3 separate regions of the Mus musculus genome follow, and regions 1 and 2 are each linked to region 3. Evidence: chromatin loops called from intact Hi-C (ENCODE). Cell type or tissue: left cerebral cortex. All regions are shown on one strand.

Evidence for each region. Peaks named below come from ENCODE experiments on the same cell type or tissue, not always from the same donor. Only the 100,000 strongest peaks of a DNase experiment are listed, where the experiment ranks them.
Region 1: a loop joins it to region 3, with 9 times the contacts of the local background. A loop is called at or near these places in 3 of 42 quality-filtered maps.
Region 2: a loop joins it to region 3, with 2.1 times the contacts of the local background. A loop is called at or near these places in 4 of 42 quality-filtered maps.

Annotation. Positions count from the first base shown.
Region 1 is chr1:164,984,037-164,992,036 of GRCm38, forward strand. No RefSeq gene overlaps it. Among named protein-coding and RNA genes, the nearest start is that of 1700029M03Rik, 27 kb to the left of the region's middle. In left cerebral cortex, no CTCF peak of the experiment used is centred here; DNase peaks (open chromatin) are centred at 880, 3,771, 4,306 and 5,146; H3K27ac peaks cover 2,067 bases.
Region 2 is chr1:165,011,419-165,019,418 of GRCm38, forward strand. The region is part of intron 5 of Gm51669 (a long non-coding RNA gene); the gene reads right to left. Among named protein-coding and RNA genes, the nearest start is that of Gm51669, 46 kb to the right of the region's middle. In left cerebral cortex, no CTCF peak of the experiment used is centred here; DNase peaks (open chromatin) are centred at 4,513, 6,563 and 7,470; H3K27ac peaks cover 437 bases.
Region 3 is chr1:164,923,774-164,931,773 of GRCm38, forward strand. Xcl1 (chemokine (C motif) ligand 1) reads right to left here. Exons shown (of 3, transcript NM_008510.2): 3 at 7,871-8,000. Among named protein-coding and RNA genes, the nearest start is that of Xcl1, 7.7 kb to the right of the region's middle. In left cerebral cortex, no CTCF peak of the experiment used is centred here; DNase peaks (open chromatin) are centred at 3,238, 3,674 and 7,523; H3K27ac peaks cover 2,381 bases.

The sequences.
Region 1 (8,000 bases), 60 kb after region 3:
GGCTCTGCAGTCCTTTTTTAAATGCCCTGGTTTGCCACAATTAAAGCAAAGTTTGAGCTCCACTGAGTCTGAGCGCCTCTGCCCCTGCAGAATGGCGGCTGACAATCCAGCATTAGTAAGCGGCCCGGCAAACCTTTAACCAGTCCTGTAACCCCTTACTCTTTCTAGGTGTGATTGCTGATCTACATTCCTGTGTAGCTTGTTCATAAACCAACTGTTCAATTAAAGGCATAGCTGCCTCTGGGTCTCCAAATATCCTCCCTGCTGCCTCCGTGATTCTGGCCACAAAATCTGAGAATGACTCCTGTGCGCCCTGGGTAATTCTTGTCAAATGTCCATTCGCATCCCCCTTCCTAGAGAGTGCTTTCCATGCCTTAACAGTGGCACCTGAGATCTGAGCGTACGCTCCCCAATGATAATATGTCTGGTTAGCAGCGTGCTGTCCCTGACCTGTAAGTAATTCAAAAGTCCGCGTTCTTTGGTCCCCTTCCATGGTGGTATTAGCCCTTGCCTGCGTCTGGCAGAAATCCTGCCATAATGCTTTCCACTCAAGATACATCCCCATATTTGGAACCACAGCTTTCACCACTGTTGTCCAATCTCCAGGAGTCATTGCCAAAGCCGCAAGCCTTTCGACTTGTCCTATAGTGAAATTGGCACTGACTCCATAGTTACGGACAGACTCAGCAAGCTCCTTAATCTGTATATACTCCACCGGAGTGTGAACTCACCCTCCCTCGGCTCCTTCAAAAACTGGAAATGCCTTTTGCATTTTCCTCTGTTCCTCTTTTGGAATGAATGAGTCTGAATGATACCTCTCCACATAAGACAGAGGTGCACTAGGACCCTGAAGCCGACAGTCCGGAGGCTGAGCAGCAAGCTGGCTTTCGACAGCCGCTTTTTGCCTTTTTCTGGACTGATTAGCTCGCATTTTATCTGGCTGGTACCTTTCTCCCTCATAACGAGCTGCTTCCTCCTCCAAGTCCGTTTCCTCAGAGGGGCTAAGTCCCTCATCTGATTCTGAGCTACTAAGAGCTAGGTCCTTAAACTCATCTAGTGGCGGGTATAGGTTCCTTCTCCTAGGGACCTCCACTGATTGATCTTTCTTCTTCTCTTTTTCCTTCTCCTTCCTTCCAAACTCACCCTGGGTATTCTTTCCTGACATTATCTTTTCCTTGGGCTCAAGGTCCGTGGAAAGGCCTGTATGCTTAATTGGTGCACCATGTGTCCATTTTGTTCCTAATCTCTCTCCCCGCTCTACCTCTGATAGACTGTCTTGAATTTCATCCAGAATTCTCTGCCCTGCCTTAACCACTTGTTGACATTCCTTGTCCTTTAAGCACGATCTTATCAGCTTCCACAACGACATGGTTCCTGCTTTAAGTTTGCCATTCTCCAGTTCCCTAACTAAATCTCCCTTGAGTTTCTCCCAAGAGGGGATAGTTAAGGACCCTGAGCATGCAAACCACGGTGCTATGCAATCTACCTCTTTTACAAAGCCTTCTAGTGTCTTGGTGGCGACTTTCAAGCCACGCTGCTTCAGGACCGACCGTAAGGCGGTCACCACAGAGTGGGAGATCCCCATACTGGTCACTGTCCAGGCGTGACCGCGACTGAGAACCAGTCAGCAATACTGGTCACTGTCCAGGCCTGACCGCGACTGAGAACCAGTCAACAATACTGGTTGCTGTCCAGGCCTGACCGCGACTGAGAACCAGTCAGCAATACCACCAGTGGAAGCAAAATGAAACCGAAAGGAAAGGAATAATCTAATCGCCGTGAAAACAATGAAAAGGGCGTCTAACTCTGGAGAAATTTCAAGACTGTACGTACCTTGCAGAGCTGTAAAGTGTCCCGTAGTTCTGAACCCGCCCCGTGAAACGGGGGTCTCCTATCAGCGCCTAGTGATGATAAATTCCCGGGTTTCTCAGCGCCACTTCTTGCCTGAGCTAGTATCTCGCCGGCAAGAATTCACTCGGACAACCGGATCCTTCTACGGCAAAGCTTTTATTGCTTCAACATAAGGAAGACCCCAAACCTGGAAAATGGTGCTGCTTAGATAGCCCGCAGCGTGACGTTTCAGCACCTGATGTGGCGTGACAGCACAGCACCTGATTAGTTGCTCACCCATCACCCCATTACTACGCCCCGATATGGGCAGTGACTGGGTGTGGATTTACTCTTGCACTTGCGCATAAGACTTGTTTACTAGTTAGGCGCAGTGGAAGCCAGCGCCATCTTATAATGGCGATTGCTCACGGCACGGCTCTCCACATCTATAAAGGCATTTTCAGAGAGATTTAGCTGAAGAAGGAAGACCTACAATGAGTGTCGGCAGCAGCATCCCATTGGCTGGAATTTCAGTTGAAGAAATAAGAAGATACAAGTGGGGCACCCTCATCCATCCCTCTCAGCTTCCTGACTGAGGACTCAGTGTCACCAATCACCTCCCTCCATTGCTGCCATGCTTTCCCTGTCACGATGGACTCTGTCCCTCTTGACTGTGAGCCAAAATACACTCCTCATTTCTTAAGGTATTTTGGTCCAATCCTTTATCACAGCAAGAAGAAAGAAAACTAATTCAATCTGGAATCCAAGAGGAATGAATGATCCCTAATACACCTCACAATCAACTTCGTGGTTTCTGGGCTGCCAGTTTTAGCCTAATTGGCTCTTAGTGGGAACTTGGAATAGATCATTTGGCATTGCCCAGGGGAAGGGCTTAGAAAGACACATATTAGTGCTGCGTGCAATGTCTTCCTCTGGAGTAACCTTACACTGCAAAACAAGATCAAACACCACTCACCTCTTCACAAATCTAAATATGGTCATGGCTTCTCTGGGGACTAGTTGACTGGAGTGGAGAAGTTTCTAATCATAAATGACTCACGGGCCTCACAGGCTATGTCTAGTTCACCCTACTCACATACTCAGTACATCATTTCTGTTTTATAGGAAATTCTTATGTATGGATTACTTTTCACACAGACTAGTTTTATTTCCTCAGACTAAACACCAGGGCCTTCAGAATGGAGATTAAGTATCACTAATGCAATGTTCCAAATAATGAAGTTTCAAGTCAGATTAAATGACTGGAATTGGCTCTCTAATGCTTAGAACTCGCAGGGAGCTAGGAAACAAGAGAGGCAAGGTAACAGTAAGGACATGCACCCAGGCTTCCAGCTTTGGTACAGAATGAGTCGCAACACTCGTCTGACTGCCTGGCAAGCCTTAGGCAAAGATGTACAAGCTTAAGCTAATAGAACCTTTAACTTCGCTGCCTCAATTTACTCCATTTCAATTTACTGAAACAAATATGATCCAAGTCGAGAAGCACCACAACCAGGACTTCCAGCTCTGACCAAGACACAAAAACCTTCCTCTGAACTCAAGTTGACCTTTTTCTTGAGCCAAAAACACTGAGTGGAAACAAACATTAAAAAACAAAACAAAACAAAACAAAAAACAAACAACCCTGCAGCTTTATGGCTGGAAAGAATCTAAGCTAATCTCACCAATCCTTTTGCTTTACAGATTAGGGAACTGAGGTAAAGACTTCTTATTAGATGAAGTGCCCAGAGTTTTAGTCTAGTAAAGACAGAATCAGTGCTACTTGCCAGGTCTCTGGATTCAAGACTAAAGACTTGAATTAGATCCACAAACTTACACCCCAGCAATACTGCCATGCCAAGGACTCTCCACAATGCCAAACAACACATTTAACAAAATACTGCGTTTCAAATGAAACGGTTTCCTCAGGTCAGAAGAGAATCCCTTTGCCTGTCCCCATCAGTTCTGAAGCACTAGCCGGCTAACACCTATGAATATTTCTTCAGCATGCTCTAGAACACCATCATTTCATCCGGTCCTTCTCTTAATCTGATGAAGTGGGTACCATAGCTACCCACACTTTACTGAAAAGGAATCTCTGATGTCAAAATATAATTGGCCCTTGTTCTTACAGCAAGAGGTCTATGGTAAAAAAAAATACAGATATAGGCCACCTACCTTCCTGACCCAGCACTTAGTCATTATTATGCTGACAAAAGACTAACAAGAATATAATCCAAATTTAACCACAATGAGTAAGACTGAGCTCTGATCTCAATTTACTTTGTCCTCTGGGCTACTCAACATCTAAAATTCCAGTTCTCTAACCTATATCTGTCACCATAGGAGAAGATTCTACAGTCTCCTCCACTAGCTATCCTCTAAAGCCACCAAGCCAAGATTCTGCTGAGGCTGGGAAATCCTAGCATGTTGAAACCTCGGTCACCATGTGCTTCTCTGTGGCACCTGCTTGGGATCCAGGGCACATCAAGTCTCTAGAATGAAATTAGCATTTGCTCTCCTCCCACGCTCTGTTCTGCTAAATTATGCAAATGAGGGCTTTAGGACGTGTGAACAATCCTAAATGTTCTCTTAGGAAAGGGGAGGGAGGAACACAAACCACAAATCAGGCCTGTGTAGGCCTCAGGATTAAACATACAAAGGAAATGGTATATGTGTATTCCTTGGTTTAAAGCATGTTGGTTTATTTTTGTCTGTTATGGGTAGGATTATAAAAATGCTGTGTGTGTCTAATGGTACTAGGAGCCCCTTTTGTATCCAGTAATATAACAGCCCTTCTGAGGATCTCTGGTTCTGCCTTATGTCTCAGAAAAAGCAAGACCCCCTGTGGCCAGGAAATTAGTCTATATTTTCCAATAATCTCCCGTGTGTATTAACATGTTTGTATATTAACACATACCTGTGTGTTAAAATGCATGTGTTAATATACATCAACTCTCTATGATCCGAGATCTGTTAGTCTCTAATTAAAAGATGATGTTTCTACTGCTGAGATCAACTTCTTTCGAGAACAGGGGAAGAAAGGCTCTAGAAGGAGGGATACAAAAGGGGACCCAGGGAGTGCTTTGGTAATGATTCTGTGTTGTCTGTGATGTTCTCCAGTGTAGGCTGAAGAACTTGGGATAAGCAGAAGCAGATAGAGTGATAGAGCAAGAGGAAAAATGGGTGTGCAGTCTAAGTGGCATGGTTCTTCCCATAACCAGCCCCATAGAGCCTCATGCCAGCCCTGTGAGGAAGGTCCTTTAAGGGCTGCCTGGAATGATCTTGCAGGATGTGCCAGCTGAGGGAGCCAACAAGAGAGTCAAATCAAACCCACATTCAGTTTGCCAAGCTACAGTCGCACAGGCCAAAAGTATTGAGTTTCCAGCTCATACAAAAGTGTTATGTGAGCTGAAGTCTGCATATCATTGTCTCATTTACTGACAGAAAACTAAGACTGTAGATAGTGAGCCATTGGCCCAGGGTCACTGCAGTGCATTTTTTAGCAACAAATGAAAATCTATCTGCTCCCCATTTTGTTCCTTCTGCAAGATCGTCTTCATGTTTGATGAAATGGGAGAAAAAGACCATCAAGGAAACTCAAATCCAATGCATTGAACATCACCGGAAGTGCCTAGTGAAGTGTCTCTGAAATAAACAGAAAGTTCTGGAACAACACTAATTACAAGAAAGCACAATGACAGGCAGACACATACATTCCCCTTTATAGTCATAGAGTAACATTAATCAGCCATGTAACAGTGAAAGATCTTGTCTTCAGCAAAGACTGGAAAAAGAGCTTGTGACTGACAGCCCTAACAGTCAGGTGAAGAACTGAAAATCAAGCAGCACACAGTGGAGTCAAATGAGTTGTTTATGTTAAAGAGGAACGGGGAAACTCCACAGAGACACCCTGGGACTTGAACTTGGCCTTTAGAGTTTTAAATATATGTATATGTATGTGTGTGTGTATATATATATCTGTAGCATTTCTTTAAGAAGTTGTAAAACCCAGAGAAGTAAAACTTGAGCGTAGGCTCTGAGAGCCATCACTGTGCTGAGCAGTACCCTGAGCCATGAGCTGGGGAGAGATGACTGTGCCTCACCTTGGTCTGTGCTGGGCTTTCCAGCTGAAAAGACCCAGGCCACTACACCCCCTCCCTGGCCTGCTACCACCCCCAGCCAAATCTCTCTGCTGCTGAAGGTGTCATGTACATGACAAACAGAAAGGAAAATAGCTAGTAAAAATGCAGTAAGACTTAACAGATTGGGCTTTCCAGGCACTGGGGCACTCTGTCTTTTGTTGTTTGTGTGTTCTGTTGTTCGTTTGTGATCAGGGTATTTCTGTGTAGCCCTGAGCGTCCTGCAACTCATCCTGTAGACCAGGAAGGCCTCAGAGATCCACCTGCCTCTGCCTTCAGGGTGCTAGGATTAAAGGTGTGCTCACTATGCTGGCTTCAGCAGTACACCAAATTGGTCTGGGAGCAAGTGGGTGGAAAATGCCAGCTCTTCCTCTGAAGTGACTTAGACATAGCAGTGGTGCTGTGGTAAGGAGCTGGGGCCAGTTCTCTGCTGGGTACATTTGAGAAAGTGATTTCTGGTGGAGTTACTGTCTGGGTGATAATAACCAGATGGCACACCCAAAGTCAACAATGGGGCTCACGGGGACTGTAGCAAGCCTTGGGATGACCTCTCTTATCCTGCTCTATGTGAAAGGGAGAATGAGAATCGAGCATGCTACAATGCATACTCATTCTGTCCTTCTGGAACCATGTTCAGGAGGGATTTGCTCACCCTGCTTAAAAGACAGTAAATGGAGGCCCAGGCCACTCCTACTCCACTGAGATCACAAGAACCCTAAGGAACAAAGCCAGAAGTTTAACCCAACTTTTAAAGTTGATGTTCATTCCATTTAATGAGACAGCTTAGTGAGTTGATAAAGAACACAGAGACAGGGATCTGGCTGCTAGGATTTGAGGCCTGGTCTTGTTGGCTAGGAGACTCTGAGAAGCTTTTTAAACAAATCCTTACCTTCAATTCTTTAAATGTCATGTACAATAAAATAGTTAGGATCGTGTGTGTTGCTCAAGAGACCCACATAGTTGTGCCTGACATATAGAAAGTGTTATATAAGAACAATGTTAGAACCTCTGGTGGAATCACCATGCCTGAACTACAGAGCAATTGTGATAAAAACTACATGGTACTGGTATAGCGACAGACAAGTAGACCAATGGAATAGAATTGAAGACCCAGAAATAAACCCACACACCTATGGTCACTGGATCTTTGACAAGGGAGCTAAAACCATCCAGTGGAAAAAAGACAGCATTTTCAACAAATGGTGCTGGCACAACTGGCTGTTATCATGTAGAAGAATGTGAATTGATCCATTCCTATCTCCTTGTACTAAGGTCAAATCTAAGTGGATCAAGGAACTCCAATAAAACCAGAGACAGTGAAACTTATAGAGGAGAAAGTGGGGAAAAGCCTCGAAGATATGGGCACAGGGGAAAAATTCCTGAATAGAACAACAATGGCTTGTGCTGTAAGATCAAGAATCGACAAATGAGACCTCATAAAATTGCAAAGTTTCTATAAGGCAAAAGACACCATCAATAAGCCAAAAAGGCCACCAACAAATTGGGAAAGGATCTTTACCTATCCTAAATCAGATAGGGGACTAATATGCAATATATATAAAGAACTCAAGAAGGTGGACTCCAGAAAATCAAATAACCCCATTAAAAATGGGGCTCAGAGCTAAACAAAGAATTCTCACCTGAGGAATACTGAATGGCAGAGAAGCACCTCCCAAGTGCTGAGATTAAAGGTGTGTGCCACCACGCCTGGCTAAAAGAAGATTTAAAAAAAAAAATCTGAAAACTGAGAAAGAAGGGAATAGGAAGGTTTGGGGCTGGAGAGATGATCAGTCAGTGATGTACTGGCCATGCAAGCATGAGAACCACAGTTGGAGCCTCATCACCCAAAATGTCCTGGATGGTTTTTATTGTCAACTTGATGCAATTTAGAGTCATCTGGAAAGAATAATTTTGTTGAATAATTGTCTCAATCAAACTGACCTGTAGGGGTGTTTATGAGGTGTTTTCTCAATTGCTAATAGTTATAGCACATATATATGCACAGCCCACCATGGGTGGTATCAAACC
Region 2 (8,000 bases), 88 kb after region 3:
TAAGACTGTTGTTATGGGGCAAGATGTTAACTCTGAACCATCGAATCAACTGGAGGGTGTAGGGCATGTGGTTTAATCTCCGTGGGGTTCAGTCTCTGCATCCATAACTATGAGACTTCAAAACTGCTTACCTTTTGGCTTTAAATGAAAGACTCAGCGGAGTAGTATGGAAGAACTGAGTGTAAGTTGTGATAGCAGGTTCCTAACAGGTGTCAGTTATTGTTACAACTGTCCTGCCTCAGTGTTGCCCTTCTGATGGTACTTAATAAGAGACACTGGAGAGAGGTGTGGGGAGGGTTTCATCTCCATCCCAGCTCAGGCAACACCAGGGTTCCCAGTATCCTAAACAAATGTTAGCAACTGAAGACCAGTTCTTATGGTCCTGACTCATTTTTTTTGTCCCAATCTCTCCTGAGGAACAGACAGGAGAGATGTCATCACTTTCCTCTGAGAGAATAGGGAGGTGAGGCAGTGAGGGACCATTGCCTGCTCTGAGCTCTGTTTTGTTGTTGTTGTTTTAAGTATATGGAAAAGCAAGAATTCTGAGGATGAGGCATGGCCCAAAGAGCCAAGGAAACCAGCTGAGTCCTGAAGGCTGTGGCAGCAGTGTAGTCATGGCAGTCTGGAGATGGGGTGGGCTAAGGGGAGCATGAGACATTGGCTTTAGAGTAAGTGGTAGGAGGCCTAAATATGATTCCAGCTCTACTCTGACTCTTCTCAATTGGAAAGCCAAAGCTATCCTTTGACTTTACTTCTTTAGCTTTGCCAAAAAAAGAAAAAAGAAGAAGAAGAAGAAGAAGAAGAAGAAGAAAGAAAGAAAGAAAGAAAGAAAGAAAGAAAGAAAGAAAGAAAGAAAGAAAGAAAGAAAGAAAGAAAGAAAGAGAAATCAAATTTAATTCAAACGAATGGAACTATTTCAAGAACTCTCAAAATGAGGTTGTCTGCAACTGTAAGTGAGCAAGAAACCCAACATGAGCTGTTCCCACAGCCTCCCTGATGCAGATCCAAGAAGAATAAAGTACTCCAGGGCACAGGAGAGGCAGCCCCAAGGTGCTGACCAAGAAACAGAAGGCAGGGCAGGGCAGGGCAGGGCAAGAGGCTTGTGCCATAAATAACAGGATGCTCGCAGGAGGGAGGACAGGTGAGAACTATCACAGGGTCTACAGCAAGTGCACCACTCTGAGGCAGCTGACATGTCCTGGGCTTTCTGCCAGCTGACCGTCCGCTGCTCAGAAACCACAGTGGAAAGCAATTTCCATCCTTCAGATTCCTGTCAACCTGGTCCTCTGCCCACTCAGTTTTGCCTCCCTTTGTACTTTCAAAAAAAATAATATATATATATATATATATATATATATATATATATATATATATACCCAGACTCAATTGGAATAGGGATCATCTCTTCCCAACTAATTAGCCAGACACTTCAGAGATGTCCAGTTGACAATGCCCACCAGAGCCTGGGCATACAGTGTTCACCTTCTACCGAACCCTGTGTCCTGTAGTCTGAAATTTGACCCTCACTGTGGACAGATGGAGAATCATTCACCTTCCTATTGTTTTCAACCCACTTTCCCTCAAAAACCCTGCATCCCTACTCTTGAGATAGGGCTTCTTTGGGTCGCAAAGACAAAGACACAGGTTCGTCAGGACTAGATTATATATTTGTTCTGACAACGAGCACAATTTCTCATTGTCATTCTGGGGAAAGCTAGCTATAGTCTATGTCAGCCCTCCCATTGTGCTGACCTGGGGAAGTGGATATCAAACAGTAAAGCTTCCCTGGAACAGAGGGTAGATGAGCACTGGACTGCACATATCAGTAATTCTTCATTCACCTAAATTGCTGTCAGTGGAACATCTAACAACATGACAGGATACAAGGTCTCCCTACTCAAGACAACCAATCTTCAGCCAAAAAGGACATCATAGTACAGTGTGGCCAGTGCCACAGGGGAAGAGTCAAGAGAGAATGTCTTTGTCCCAAAGATAAGACAAAGGAATAACTCAAGTTATGGGATTGAGGGTCCTTCCTGGAAAGGAGGAAGACCCACACTTGAGATATAGCCAGCCCTTGCCACACAGAAGCATCTTAAGTGAATCTTTGCTTGCTTCAAACACATGAGAGGGGAGGGAAGAGAAAATCCAATCATTATGCAGCACTGTGGTCCCTCATTCTACACAGTGACTTCCTTGTGAGCCAGCAAGGACAGGAAGTTGCTGATAAGTACCCTGTGTCTTACAGACTTCCCGTAAGCAGAGAGCCAACTTGGGCTGGTGGACCAGAGACAGGATTTACAAAAAGAACTGCTTCCTGCGTATATCAAGGTCTCTCCAGTAAGAAGAGAAAAACAATGTCAAAAATAAGATGAATATCTATCAAATTAGTGGAGCACACACACACACACACACAAATTAGACATAATTCCCTAGATCCTAGTGCTAGCTAACATACTCTTACAGTGTCACTCTGTATGAAGGTGTCAACAGGAGTTCATGGACGTCCATAAACAACTGGCCTTGATCTTGATGCTATCTTTGAGTCCAGTGGTCTTCCCTACACTGTCCTCCTCCTCTGGAGCTGTCCTTCTACATGTCCTTAGCTGCCATGTCAGCACCCTATACAGGAGTTTCCCACTCTATCTTCCCTGCTTAAGGATGCCTCAGATTGCAGAAGAGATAGCCATGCATGGTGGTGAGAGACTGTGCCCCCTCCACACACACAAAAGGAAGGAAAGGAGAGAGGAAGGAAGGAAGGAAGGAAGGAAGGAAGGAAGGAAGGAAGGAGAGAGAGAGAGAGAGAGAGAGAGAGAGAGAGAGAGAGAGAGAGAGAAAGGAAGGAAGGAAGGAAGGAAGGAAGGAAGGAAGGAAGGAAGGAAGGAAGGAAGAAAGAAAGAAAGAAAGAAAGAAAGAAAGAAAGAAAGAAAGAAAGAAAGAAAGAGAGAAAGAAAGAGAGAAAGAGAGAAAGAGAGAAAGAGAGAAAAGAGAAAAGCAGAAGAGAGCAACCTAGAGCCAAAGTACCACAGACTGAAGCCTAATTGTGGCTGTAGGAAGGAAGCAGACCAGATCAAGGGGAGATCCTTCCATTGTGGGGTTGCAATATTTCACTTTCCAGCCAGAGAGAAGCTGTGGGCTTCACTGATTGCAGTAGAGATAAGAGGAGAAGCAGCCTTTGTGTCTGGCTCCTTTTTGTGTTTCCATTCCACTCTGTCTGCTATCAATGTTCATGATCTATTTGGCATCGTCTCCTAGGTACAACCTAAGTAGGTCCCAGAAGATACTCCAAGTAAACACAAATCTGATTTCCAACTACTGGGAAAAGAAGAGCACAAGCTGTCAAGAAGGCAGGGCAAACAAAGGAGTGCTCGTGGGGCTGACTTGGCCAACGTCATACCATCGCTCACACAAGAAAACGCTGCAGGACCAGTGATGAAATGCTCCCTAAAAGGGAACTCCACCATCTACATGAGACCCTAAGCATCTCCTTCCAGGGCCACGTTGCCAAGTTCTATTACCTGTCTACACATGATTGCCAAGCCTCCCCTTCATGGGCCACTGTGCCAACCTCTGCCATCTACTCACGATCCCAAAGCTTCCCCCGTGGACTACTTTATTACAGCATCTGAAACTCTCCTGTCATCCTACATCTTTAAATCATAATTCCATGCAATTTTATTTACCCCTTTTATGACATTTCGCAATGTCTGTCTTGACACTTTATCTTGACATGTACTTCAAGGTAATATTTCTGGGGTAAGAAACCCTCAATTGTGACTTTAAATTTCTGTTCCTATAATAGTTACCTAATGTGCATGCCTTTCTTATTTTGAAGACTATGTAGTTCAGACACTTCCAATAGCCAGGAAAAAATCCTGGTACTCGTAGTTTATGTCACTATCCCTGAACTTTTTTTTTTTTTTTTTGATAATTCACTCCAGAAGTAAAAGTTCTAATCATGTGCTCACTTATATATTTTATATTTAAATAGTTATCCATACATAGAGTAAATGTTTTAGAGCTGAATTTATTAAATATTCATAGAACCAGAAGTTCCTTTTTTTTTTTAAACTTCTATACCACAGTAGATTTTCTTCCATAAAGGATGCTTGTGCCTGATTTGGAGGCTATAATTTTAAAAAATAAAGGCGCTTTATTTATCCTTTTTCTTATTAATGTAAATGAATTTCTAACAAGAAGCAACACAGAAAAAAAGAAGATTTATGTTGGCTCATGATTTGAGTCCACCGTGGTAGGGAAGAATGGTAGCTCTACAGCATATAGCAGCTTGACCACAACTCAGTGGCTGAGGAGAGAAAGACTAGGGCTGAGCCAGGTCCTAACCTCCAAATATCACCCCTAGGCAACTTCCTCCAGCCAAGCCCTACTTCCGAGGGATCTTCCCTCTCCCAGGTAGCATAATCTGCAGAGAGCCAAGTGATCAAAACTCATGAGACTGCGAGTGCTATTTTATATCCAAACCAGAGGAGATGCCTCATCACTCCTGCAGTGACAGTAGCAGCATTTCTAGCCCACTCAGTAGAACCTGATGCTAACAGATGCTTGCACAAGGTCCTCTCAGCCCATAGAACAGAACTCTCCTGCTAACTTAATGAGTGCTATACATAAAATAAATAAGCTCAAAAAATGATTCTAGCCACTCATTCCAGCCTCTCCTTTTTTTATTGGATATTTTATTTATTTACATTTCAAATGTTATCCCCTTTTCTGGTTCCCCCCTGCAAACACCCTAGCCCATCCTCCCCTCCCCCTGCTCCTATGAGGGTGCTCCTCTACCTACTCCCACCTTACCGCCCTGGCATTCCCCTACACTGGGGCATCGAGCCTTCACAGAACCAAGGGCCTCTCCTCCCATTGATGCTAGATAAGGCCATCCTCTGCTACATATGAGACTGGAGCCATGGGTCACTCCATGCATTCTTTGGTTGGTGGTTTAGTCCCTGAGAGCTCTGAGCAGTCTGGTTGGTTGATCGTGTTCTTCCTGTGAGGTTGCAAACCCCTTCAGCTCCTTCAGTTCTTCCCCTAACTCCTCCATTTGGGGAGAGGGGAGGGTCCCTGTGCTCAGTCTGATGGTTGGCTGCAAGCATCCACATCTGTATTGGTCAGGCTCTGGGAAAGCCTCTCAGGAGAGAGGCTCTTGTCTGCAAGCACTTCTTGCCATCTGCAATCGTGTTTGGGTTTGGTGTGTGCAGGTGGGATGGATCCCCAGGTGGGGCAGCCTCTGGAAGGGCTTTCCTTCAGTATCTGCTCCACTTTTTGTCCCTGTATTTCCTTTAGACAGGAGCAATTCTGGGATACAATTTTGGAGATGGGTGGGTGGCTCTGTCCCTCAACCGGAGGTGGGGGGCCCAATCTATCCTTTTTCCAGCACATGATTTCGCACTGCCCAACTGACAACCTTCTTTGACCAATCCTTTGTAGGAGCATCAGTGAACAGTGAAAGGGATCCAGGTCATAAAGGAGGAATGCACGTGTTCCCAAACGAGGAGGCTGTTTTTAAATGGCCAGCAGTAGACGGGAGAGTTATCGTTCAGTTAGACAACCTAAGAACCAACTCTGAGGCCCCTGGGCATCATTGCTCATGCAGATTGGTCAATTCATAAGTAGAAAATAATTAGATTAGAAGGCCTGTTTAGGTTAGAGAAGGAAGAGAGTCTATTTCCCTGTAACTCTAATAGAGCCTTTTTCTATAAATTATAAACATGAGAGAGAGAGAGAGAGAATAGTCATTAACATTAAGCAGGTCCCTGCAGGTTCTCAATAAAAAGATATTCTGTAGAGATCCACCCAGCTGTTCTGACTTCACACTTCTCAAGTGCAGTGCTTCAGATGAAACACGTAAACATGGGTGGAACAAAGCAAGGGGCAGGCAGAAGGAACCCGCTACCTGGCAGAGGCTGCATACAGCAATGCAGCTGTCCAATCTGACACTCCCTAATAAAAACCACCTCCAAGGCCAGGCTCAGTCAAGTTCCCCACCCAGTGTTGACCAACCATACCTTCTGGGGTTGGAGACTGGTGAAAGGGCCTTGGTTGTAGACCTGCAGGCATGGGTAGGGCTCAGCACTGCCCCCAAGGTGTTCATAGACTCTAGGGTTTGTGGGGAAAGAGACTTCCTTCTCCCCCATCAACTCTCCCCCTCCCCGCCGTTTTGGTTTTTTTGAGACATGGTTTCTCTGTGTAGCCCTGACTGTCCTGGAACTAACTCGGTAAACCAGGCTGGCCTCAGACTCAGAGATCTGCCTGCTTCTGCCTCTTGGGTGATAAGATTAAAGGTGGGAGCCACTACCTTTAAGAGACTTTTTAAAGGGTCCATTTGCTGTCTGAACTCTGAAGTAGCCTCAGAGGTAGGGTGAGGGGGTAGCAGCCATGTGATCTTACATGGCCACTCTTGGAGTCATTTTGACCTCCCTGTACTTATTAGTACTGGCTTTGAAAGAGATAATGCAAAATCCATTCCATGGAGCCCTCCTCTGAGTGAGGAGGGGAACAATGTCCCCAGGCTTTCAGAAATCAGGCTGCACAGTTACCATGGTAACCCTATTATAGTCCGGCAAGTACTCTCTGATGAAAACCTGGAAGCCAAATGGCAAATATGGCTAAGCATTACTGAAAGCCCTGCCGTTTATCATGTGGACCGTGTCATTTAACAATTGCTGAAATAACTCCAGAAGGCCTGACGTCACGAGAGGCTCAGAGGGGCATCCTTCGCCTTCTTGTTTATAGCAGCTGTGGGACATCATACATGCTGGTTTTCATACAAAGACCCACCCCAATCAAACCTTGCTCTTCCCAGTGAACAGGGTTTAAGCTTTGAACAGGTATTTATCAACCGTATTTGTCATTATACGGTCTTGAGGATACAGAGGTGAGCAAAGCAGAAAGTCCCAGTCTGCATGGAACAAGTATTCATTGGGAGTGGTATTGTGCAGGTATATAAAAATGGAGAGTTATGCCTTCAGGGTGGGTTGATGATCTCTAGAAAGATCCTTATAGGGATTGAGTCTAAGGCTGAGGGGTGACCCAGGGATCCTAGAACTCTGTGCTAACTCATATCAACTGGATCAAAGTAGGACGTGGTGGCTTTAGTATTAGAGTATATACTATTATCAAGCAATTTATACTTAGTATTATTGAATTATACAATACTATAGTATTTAGTATTATCTAGAAGTATAGTATTATATATAATATCGTATATTATAGAAACGGTGTATTTGGGGAAGAGGGAACAAGAGTCTCCGCAGAGGCGCACACACTTGTGGGCCTCTTTCTTCTTATTCTGATGATAACTGCCTCAGAATACAGACATTTCACCCAGGAGACGTGAGGCCTTAGCTCTGTAGGGGGCGGTTCTGATGCTTTGATTGGGAATTCCTGTGTGAATGCTGAAGGTCCTGTTCTTCAATTGGTTCTCGATCGATCAATAGAGATACCAGCAACCAATGGCTGGGCAGAGGAGGCGGAACTTCGAGGTTCCCGCAGGCAGGCTAGGAGATGCAAGATTGGAAAGGGAATTCACCTTGTTTCAGAGGGAGAGAGAGTCATCGGCCACATGAGATGTCCGGTGGAGTAGTCATTGGCTGCTTCCCCAGGCGGGAGATTAGAAACGCAACCAAGCTAAGGGCAGATTTACAGTGTTGAGCAATGAGTGAAGGTAAAAGCACGCTGGCTGCGGGAGCCTTAGAAGAGCCCAGCCGCTAAGCCATAAGGCAGGTTCAAAATGAGCTCTGTGTGTCTTTCATCTGCAGGTCCCTCGGAACCAGGGCAGTGGCTGGTAGCACAGTCTGCCTGGAGCTTAAAGCAGGGTAGTAGAAACTACATGCTACAAGCTCTCACTCCGTTCCTATAAAAAGATAACAAACAGTGGGCAGAATCACCAACATAACTTACGTGGAGACCGTCTTTTCCCACAGCTTTTACTGTTTGGGGAACTTTATTTTTCATTATTTCATCAAGTAAAAAAAAAAAATCCATCC
Region 3 (8,000 bases):
TGGAGAAACACTTCATCGAGTAAAAAGAAAAAGGCTGTTTAATCCTTCATCTTTACCCATAATTCAATGGTTTATCTGAACACACAGGAGACTATGATTAATAGCATGCTAATGTCATGGTATTATTTTTTTCAAAGTAAATACGACTCAAAATGAGCTCTCTACATTTCTAACTACCCTAAACCTTGATGAATTCCAGTCTTGAGCAAAGTGAGTTAAGCAACAATCTTTTTTGACTCTTTGGAAAAATACCGTATGCATGTTAGAAAGCATACATGTGTCAGAAATAGATAAACTGTATGACCTAAGTAGCCCTGTGCAACTGGTTTCTGATCAGCCACAGCATGCAGATTGCTCGAGACTTTGACATCCACCGCCTCCTGTGTCAGCCGATGCCAATCTATCACAGAAAACCTGGGCCTTTGTAGTTCTACTGGTCAGTTTCCCGTCACTATGACACAGAATCTGAGAAAATCAACATAAAGAAGAGAGTTTCGTTTGCCCCATAGCTTCAGAGGCTACTGGGCCCATGGCTACTGGGCCTCCTTTTCTGGGTTGCGATATGGCAAAATGTCAAGGTAAGGAGTGCTCGGTGGAACAAAGCTGTCTATCTCACAGCAACAAGAAGCCAAGAAAGGCAGAAGAAAAGACCGGGATCAAATACACCCTTCAAATGCAATTACTTACTCCTTCCATCTAGCTCCTACCTACCATGTTTCAATCACCTTCCAGTTTGATTATTTATTGTGAACTAAGCTACTAATGTGATCAGAGCTCTCAGGACGATTCTCCCTCTGAAAGGTTTCATCTCTGAGCACAGCTCCATGAGAGACCAGGATCTTATCACTCCCTTTAGCAACCCAAAGCGAGCTTTGGGGGCCATTTCAGTTTCAAAACAGAACAATATATTCATTTTTGATACAAATGCAAGCATACAGTATACAAATAAGCACAGCTTTACTGGCAAATATGAAAGGATTGCTGCTCTGAATTGCAGCTATGAGAAACATCTGCTGCTAACCATCAATTTTTGATTAATTCTGATTCCTTGAGACTCAACACAGCTTCTTCCAAACACACATGACATAAAGTGTGAGCATTATAAAATGCTAGTAACTTAGGGAAATATCAGTCAAAGAAGAATAGGTTTTTTGTCTTTTTTGTTTTTGCTTTTGTTTTTTTGTTTTTGTTTTGTTTTGTTTTTTCAAGACAGGGTTTCTCTGTATAGTCCTGGCTGTCCTGGAACTCACTCTGTAGATCAGGCTGGCCTCGAACTCAGAAATTTGACTGCCTCTGCCTCCCAAGTGCTGGGATTAAAGGCTTGCGCCACCACGCCCGGCTATCAAAGAAGAATAGTAAGAAGAACCACAAAAATAATTCAGATAATTGTGACATTATACTAATAATCAACTTTCTGATCCCATAAGTTAAGTAACAACATCAGGGAATTTATTGGCTCCAGATGTCAAGTTAATGGCACCAATGTATAAACAAACACTTTCTCCTTTCTGTCCATTTAGTAATTGTGCTGGCTGGTTTTATGTTAACTTGACACAAGCTAAAGTCATATGAGATGAAGGACTCTCAATTAAGAAAATGCCTCCATAAGATCTATCTGTAAGCAAGCCTGTAGGGCATTGCCTTAAGTAGTGATTGATGGAGGAGGGCCCAGCCCATGGTGGGTGGTGTCATCCCTGGACTGCTAGATCTGAGTTCTATATGAAAACAGGCTGAGCAAGCCATGAGGAGCAAGCCAGTAAGCAGCATCCATCAAAGGCCTCTGCATCAGCTCCTGCCTCTAGGATCCTGCCCTGTTTGTGTTCCTGTCTAGCTTCCTTCAGTGATATACTACAACATGGAAATAAACCCTTTCTTTTTGTCATGCTTTTTCACTGTAGCAACAGCAATCCTGACAAGTACACTGATATATACCTCAAAGCCCAACACTATAGGTCTTGTATGAAGTTGCCCTTCATTGCAACATGAATCTTCCCAAACTAGAGAGCAGCATCTCTGTCAGAGTCTTTTAAAAAATGTACAATCACCCTTACTCCACTCCACTTACTATATGGTTATCAGTGTCCTTTGCCTTTTCTGCTCTTAGATCTGTGTCCATACACAGCTACTATCTAAAGGACTCATTGGAGGCCATACCAGCAGTCCTTTTTGTATCTCTAATGTAACAACAGAATTGAGCAGAGACCACGGGAAGGCCTTGTTGTAAGTATAGATTCCTAAACCAAGAACTTCCAGTAACATCTACAATTCAGGGCAGGATAAAACATTTGCTACACAATAGGCCTGGAAGTCGAGAGAAGTCTGATATAATTTGTCCAGTTCTCCTTTCACCTCTCCTTTACCCACACCCTCCATTCAATCTATTCAGAGAGAGGGCTCCACTCTTCCTTCCCACCACATTTAGTGAGACTATCACCTCACTCTGGCCGTGGGATCTTTATTTCTTCATGTTACAATGTGAAACTTCTCTTCGCCATCTTGACAAAAAAACAAACTTCCTGAGCAACGCCCCAAACTTCAGGAATATGCTACTTTTATTCTTTTTAATCCTGAAGACCAACTATTTGAAATAACTTAAAGAAAGAAGAGCATTTTTGTTTCATGGTCGCAGTACATGGCTCATCGGCTCCATTACCTGGCATCTGAGGTAGGACAGTTATTATGGGATTAGAGTGTGTGACAGAGCCGATCACATTGTGGTGATCCAGAAGGAAGCAGAAACGAGGGTCAGGCCACAAGATGCATCTTTCTAGTTTTAAACACTTCCCAATGTCAGAATAGGATGAGTTCATCAAGGAGTTAATCCATTCGTTAGGTCAGAACCCTATGTATTCAATCACATCCCCAAAACCTACCAGCTGGCACCAAGTCTTCCATAATGAGCCCATGGAGGGCAGATCAGAGTCAAAGAGAAGGGTGATTATTCAGTCTCAGTAATTATGCTGAGCAACATGGTTTGCCAGGAAATCAAGACACATCTCCTGCCTTTCACCCTCAGGTCTCCCAGTCTCCATTCTAATGTATACTAGCTCCCACCAAAGGGAGGGATTCAAGTCCTGGGGTCCCTCCTTCCCATCATCATCCTCCCTACAATCCCCCCACCCGCCTGTGTCCCAGATGCCCATCCCAAGCCTTTGCCTTCACCTCATTTGTCTTTTCTCTCATTACAGATTCATCTCTTGGCTCCTGTCTGCCTCCCACTGCTGTGTGACAAATCCCTTCTAAAATAGTGCCGGTGACTCACCAGTGGATACATTTTTCATTTGTATGTCCCTGTCTCCCAACCCCCAAAGAGCATCAAGAGTTTCACAGATATTCAGTCTTTTTTTTTTTCTTTTTCTTTTTCTTTTTCTTTTTTTTTTTTTTTTTTTTTTTTTTTTTTTTTTTTGCCCGTTCATCTAAAAAAGGATTGCCTGTCATAGGGAAATTAAAAAAAAAATGTAGCTTGGGCTTTGTCTGGATTGCGTGCATATCAAGCTGATACAGTGTAGCTGGACTTCGCCTACTTTATGGGTTCTTCTTTTTCCCATCCTTTATCTACCTCCCCCCCCCACACACACACACATTTTACTCCCTAACACTAGATACGAAAGAAACAAGGATAGAGGGGAGGGAGGAATTAGGAAAATCCCTGAATCTGATTCCTTTCCTTTTGTTTCTTCTTTAACCACAGCTACTAACAAACTGCAACCAACCTCCCTAAATGACCAAGAACCACCACCTCCTGGGGCCATACCATTTAAACACCCTCTGAAAAGTCCCCAGAATTCCACTTGTCATGCTATCACAGAAACTCTCTGCAGCTGGCAAAACCACACCTCTGCTAGAGCACAAGGCAAATCACAGTCAGCTCCGGACAGTCCAAGGCAGCCCCGAATCCCTACATCTGGGATTAAAATGAAAGCAGTCTCATAATACTTCGGTGGTTTTTAAAGAAATCAAAATCCCAAAATTGTCACTACAATACACAGTGCTTTTCTCCACAGCACTCTCCTTTCTTGTCTCCCTCTTCCTGGTGATTATAGTTTCCAAGGGGCTCACCAGAACTCATAGCAGAAATTATTAGACCAAAATCTTACCAATCAACTGTGCTGCTTCTTAACCACTCACCCGAGCTGCAAACCTCAAAAGGGCCTCAGTAGGTAGCCAGACCATCGCTGCCTTGCACATATCCCTAACCTCTCCCTGACTCCAGTGCAGACCAATGCACTATCAGTTCCCATTGTTCTCAACCATTTCCTACCTTCTTCTAAGTCAGTAGTTCACAACTCCTAATGCTGAGACCCTTTATCTTGCAGTGACCCTGCAACCAGAAGATATTAAGGGGGAAAAAAAAGCCTTCATGCCTGCAAATGTTGCTACTGTTATGAATCAAATTGTAAATATCTGTGTTTTCTGATGGTCTTAGGTGACTCCTGTGAAAGGGGCGTTGGGGTCGCGACCCATAGGTTGAGAACTACTGCTCTAAGCAACTATTCTAAACTTGGATGCATCATGTTGTCTTCTGAGCCCCTTTCCCCCTGCCCCTGTGCCCCCCCCCGTTCCCACCCCCGCCCCCACCCCATCCCTCAGGACCTTTCAAATCTGACCTCAACCTACCCTTCCTCTCTGCACTCTCTACCCCTCTCACCCAGAAGCAGTTTCCCTCAATTTCTTTACTGCCGTTCTTCTGGCAAAGATACCCACCCCATCATTTATTCCTGGCAAGTTCACTTTCTGGCTTAAAGGCACAATTCTTATGTCATCTCTTCTGTACAGAACCTTTAAAAAAAAAATCAACTTTCCAAGAGTGTATTTTGGTGCACTCATCAAACACCTTACCTATGTCATTTTCTCAGTAATAAAATCGGAGTCATATCCCAAGATTCAGCTCTTTCCTCCTTTGTGGGTTTTCAACCATTAAGCATTGAGCATGTATTAGACGTGTGTGTGTGTGTGTGTGCGCGCGCGTGCATGTGAGTTTATATTCATAAAAGTTTGTATTCATAAAAACTTACTGGAAACCTAGCATGATCAGATATTATACTATATATTAGGTGGATATCAAGTACACAGCCCCAACTTCAACTCCTAAGACAAATCAAATAGAATGATATTTCAGGGAAATGTAAGCAATAATAGAGATAAGCCCAGGAACTCATTAGGCCCTTGGGGGAACCTAATCTGGACAAATACCATCAGATGAGAGAAGTCTTGAGTTTGGTTGTCTGAGATACCCAACTAAGAATGACTTTGGTGACTGTCACAGTCCTTTGTGACAGCTGAGTAGATCCTATTCCCACACACTCTGCAGGAGCTCAATAAACACTCTGGAACTTAATAAATCAAAGTAGGCTGTGTTAGGATTCTCTAAAAGTGCACTAATGTGGCATGTATTCTTTCTCATTCTTAATTGCTACTTCATGTAGGAAATTAGCTCCCGTTTTTGTCTACAGTTCTGATCTTAGCCTAGCCAGCAAATAATGCAAACCCTAAGATAAACCCCATAAGTATGATTTTCTTGTGCCCTGGTCCTGGTTCTCAGCAGCAGAGGAAACTGGAGAGGAGTTGTTCACTTGGGCACTTGGCATAGAGCACAGCTGAGCCCACCAGGTCAAGTTCAAAGGTCTCTAAGTCCAGAGTCACCTGCTTTTGTCTTCTTAGCTCTTGTCTTGCTCTTGATAATCTGCTTTCCACCAATCAACCAGTAGAATCCCCACCACCACCACCACCATAGACTTTAAATGAAGTGGTCTCGGAGACAGGGCCTTCCTGGGTGTTCACTGTCTCTCTGACTTCCCTTTGCCCCTGTGGATTGCTGTGTAGCCTCCATTTTGTTTCTTGGGTATAGCAAATGTCTCAACCTCCCTAGCACATCAAGATCTTTCTCCCCATCAGTCTTTCATGCGTGCTATTTGTTTGTCTTGCCAGGAATGTACTGGAACCCGACAACTGTCTCATCCCTCTGGTCTTGTGTTATTTCCAGGATAAAAGCTATTCTGACCTTCCCTATATGCTAAGATCTTAACAAATTTGCTCCAGTGCACCCAAGACTCTTGCTCTGGATATGTTTTTGTTATCACACTACAAGCTTCCTTTAGTTGTGGGACCAGAGACAGATGTCTGGTTTTACCTCTGCACTGCTATGATCTGCAAAGGCCTGGGGATGCAAAGGCTTGAGGAGTAGGGGAAAGAAGGCCCCAGTTCTATCAAAATGAAGAGGGACTTTTTCTGCTCGCTGCTAGATGTTCAGCTCTGGGACATATAAGCCCCTTAGTAAGTGGTAATTTAATAAATTAATTATGAAGTAAGGAAGGGGATAACATAAGAATAAATAAGAATACTGTGTCTACTTAAGTCATCTGGTCATTATGCCCTCTTGTATAGTAAGGTCCCGGGAGAACTGACTTCTGAAGAGAATGCAGAACTTCAAACACAGAGCCTCATTTCCAACTGTTCCGTCTGAATTCTGCCTAGCAATGATCAAAGACCTTCAGGAAAGCTAATGAATCTTTTTTATGTGTGTTGTTTTGTCTTTAACTCAGATTTATCATGTGATTAAGTGAACCATCATTAGTTAAGCAAGAAAGTATCCTTCATTACTTATTAAAGCCAAAATATCTGGTAAGCAAAATTCTTTAAAACTGAGAAATCAAACAATATTTATTTCAGTTGTTAATCTCGTTACTATTATGATTCTCTAGGGACTAGGAGTCATTCGGAAGGCATAATATATAATTAAAGCAGAAAATCGGGGATCAAGAGATGGGGCAGTTGTAAGGCACTTGCTGGTTTTCCAGGGGGTCCGGGTTCATTTACCAGCATCAGGCATCACTGTAACTTCACTTCTAGGGGGTCTGATGCTCTCTTGTCTTCCTAGACATCTGTATACATGTGGCCCACATAACCTCACAAAGGCACATACACACATAGATTAAAAATGAATTAATAAACTATTTTTAAAAACAAAGAAATCACTCTGTCCATCTTCTGTGACCTTGTTAGTTTTCTATCTCCTAAGGAAGGTGTTGTTGCGTGTTAAGCTCTTGTCTCTTTGAACACATCTTTGAAAATCACAGTGGATGAATGACAAGCGAAAAGAATAGATGACCAGACCTTTTGCTGGGAGGTAACATTCTAGTTGTTTCTACTCTGGATCTCTGGTCTACTCTGTCTAAAGGTTCTTAGCATTTATCGCTCAATGTCTCCTCCAGAATTCTTCAACTCAACTACAAGGATAAGGCCAGTTCTTGTTCTTCATCAGCTTCTTGGATACTAGAACCATAAAATGGAGCCAGATCATTGAGAGAGGTTCCATGTGACAATGTTTGGGAGTATTAGGAGCCCATAGGTAGCAACGTGGAGTTTAGACAATGGTAACCGGAGGTTATTGCCTAATTCACAAAGCATTGACTTTTACGTGAACAGCCTACCAAGAGGTAAGAGATTCTGCCTGAAGTCAAGCCTGAGCAGAGCCTCTTTCTGAGCTGTTATCCCTCAGAGTGGGAACTGGGGACAGCTGGATGATTTCTCAACACTTTTATAAATAATACTCTACTAGGAAACTGAAATAGATCGAGCGTTGTCACTGGCACAGCAAAACCCTGTAACTTGTTTTTGGAGACTGTTACAAGCTGAACTTAAGAACGATGGAGGCAGCTTCCGACTCTAGCAAACACTGATCCAAATGTTTTTCATTGTGGAGATCTGAGGTCCGAGAGAGAGAGACAGAGAGAGAGAGAGACAGAGACAGAGACAGACATACAGAGAGAGACAAGGAGAGAGAGAGGAGACAGAGAGATCAATGAGAGAGAAATAAAACAAATGATAAAGAAAACCTTTCCCTTTATATAATAAATCAAATATAGGGCCATCATCAATAATAAATATTTATTACTTATAACATTTGAAATGAATGTGAATGTCGTTAAAAATAAAAATAAGTATTTGTGCAATGGGTTTGGGAACTGAGATGAGCTGCTTAACGAGTGAGGAAACATTGT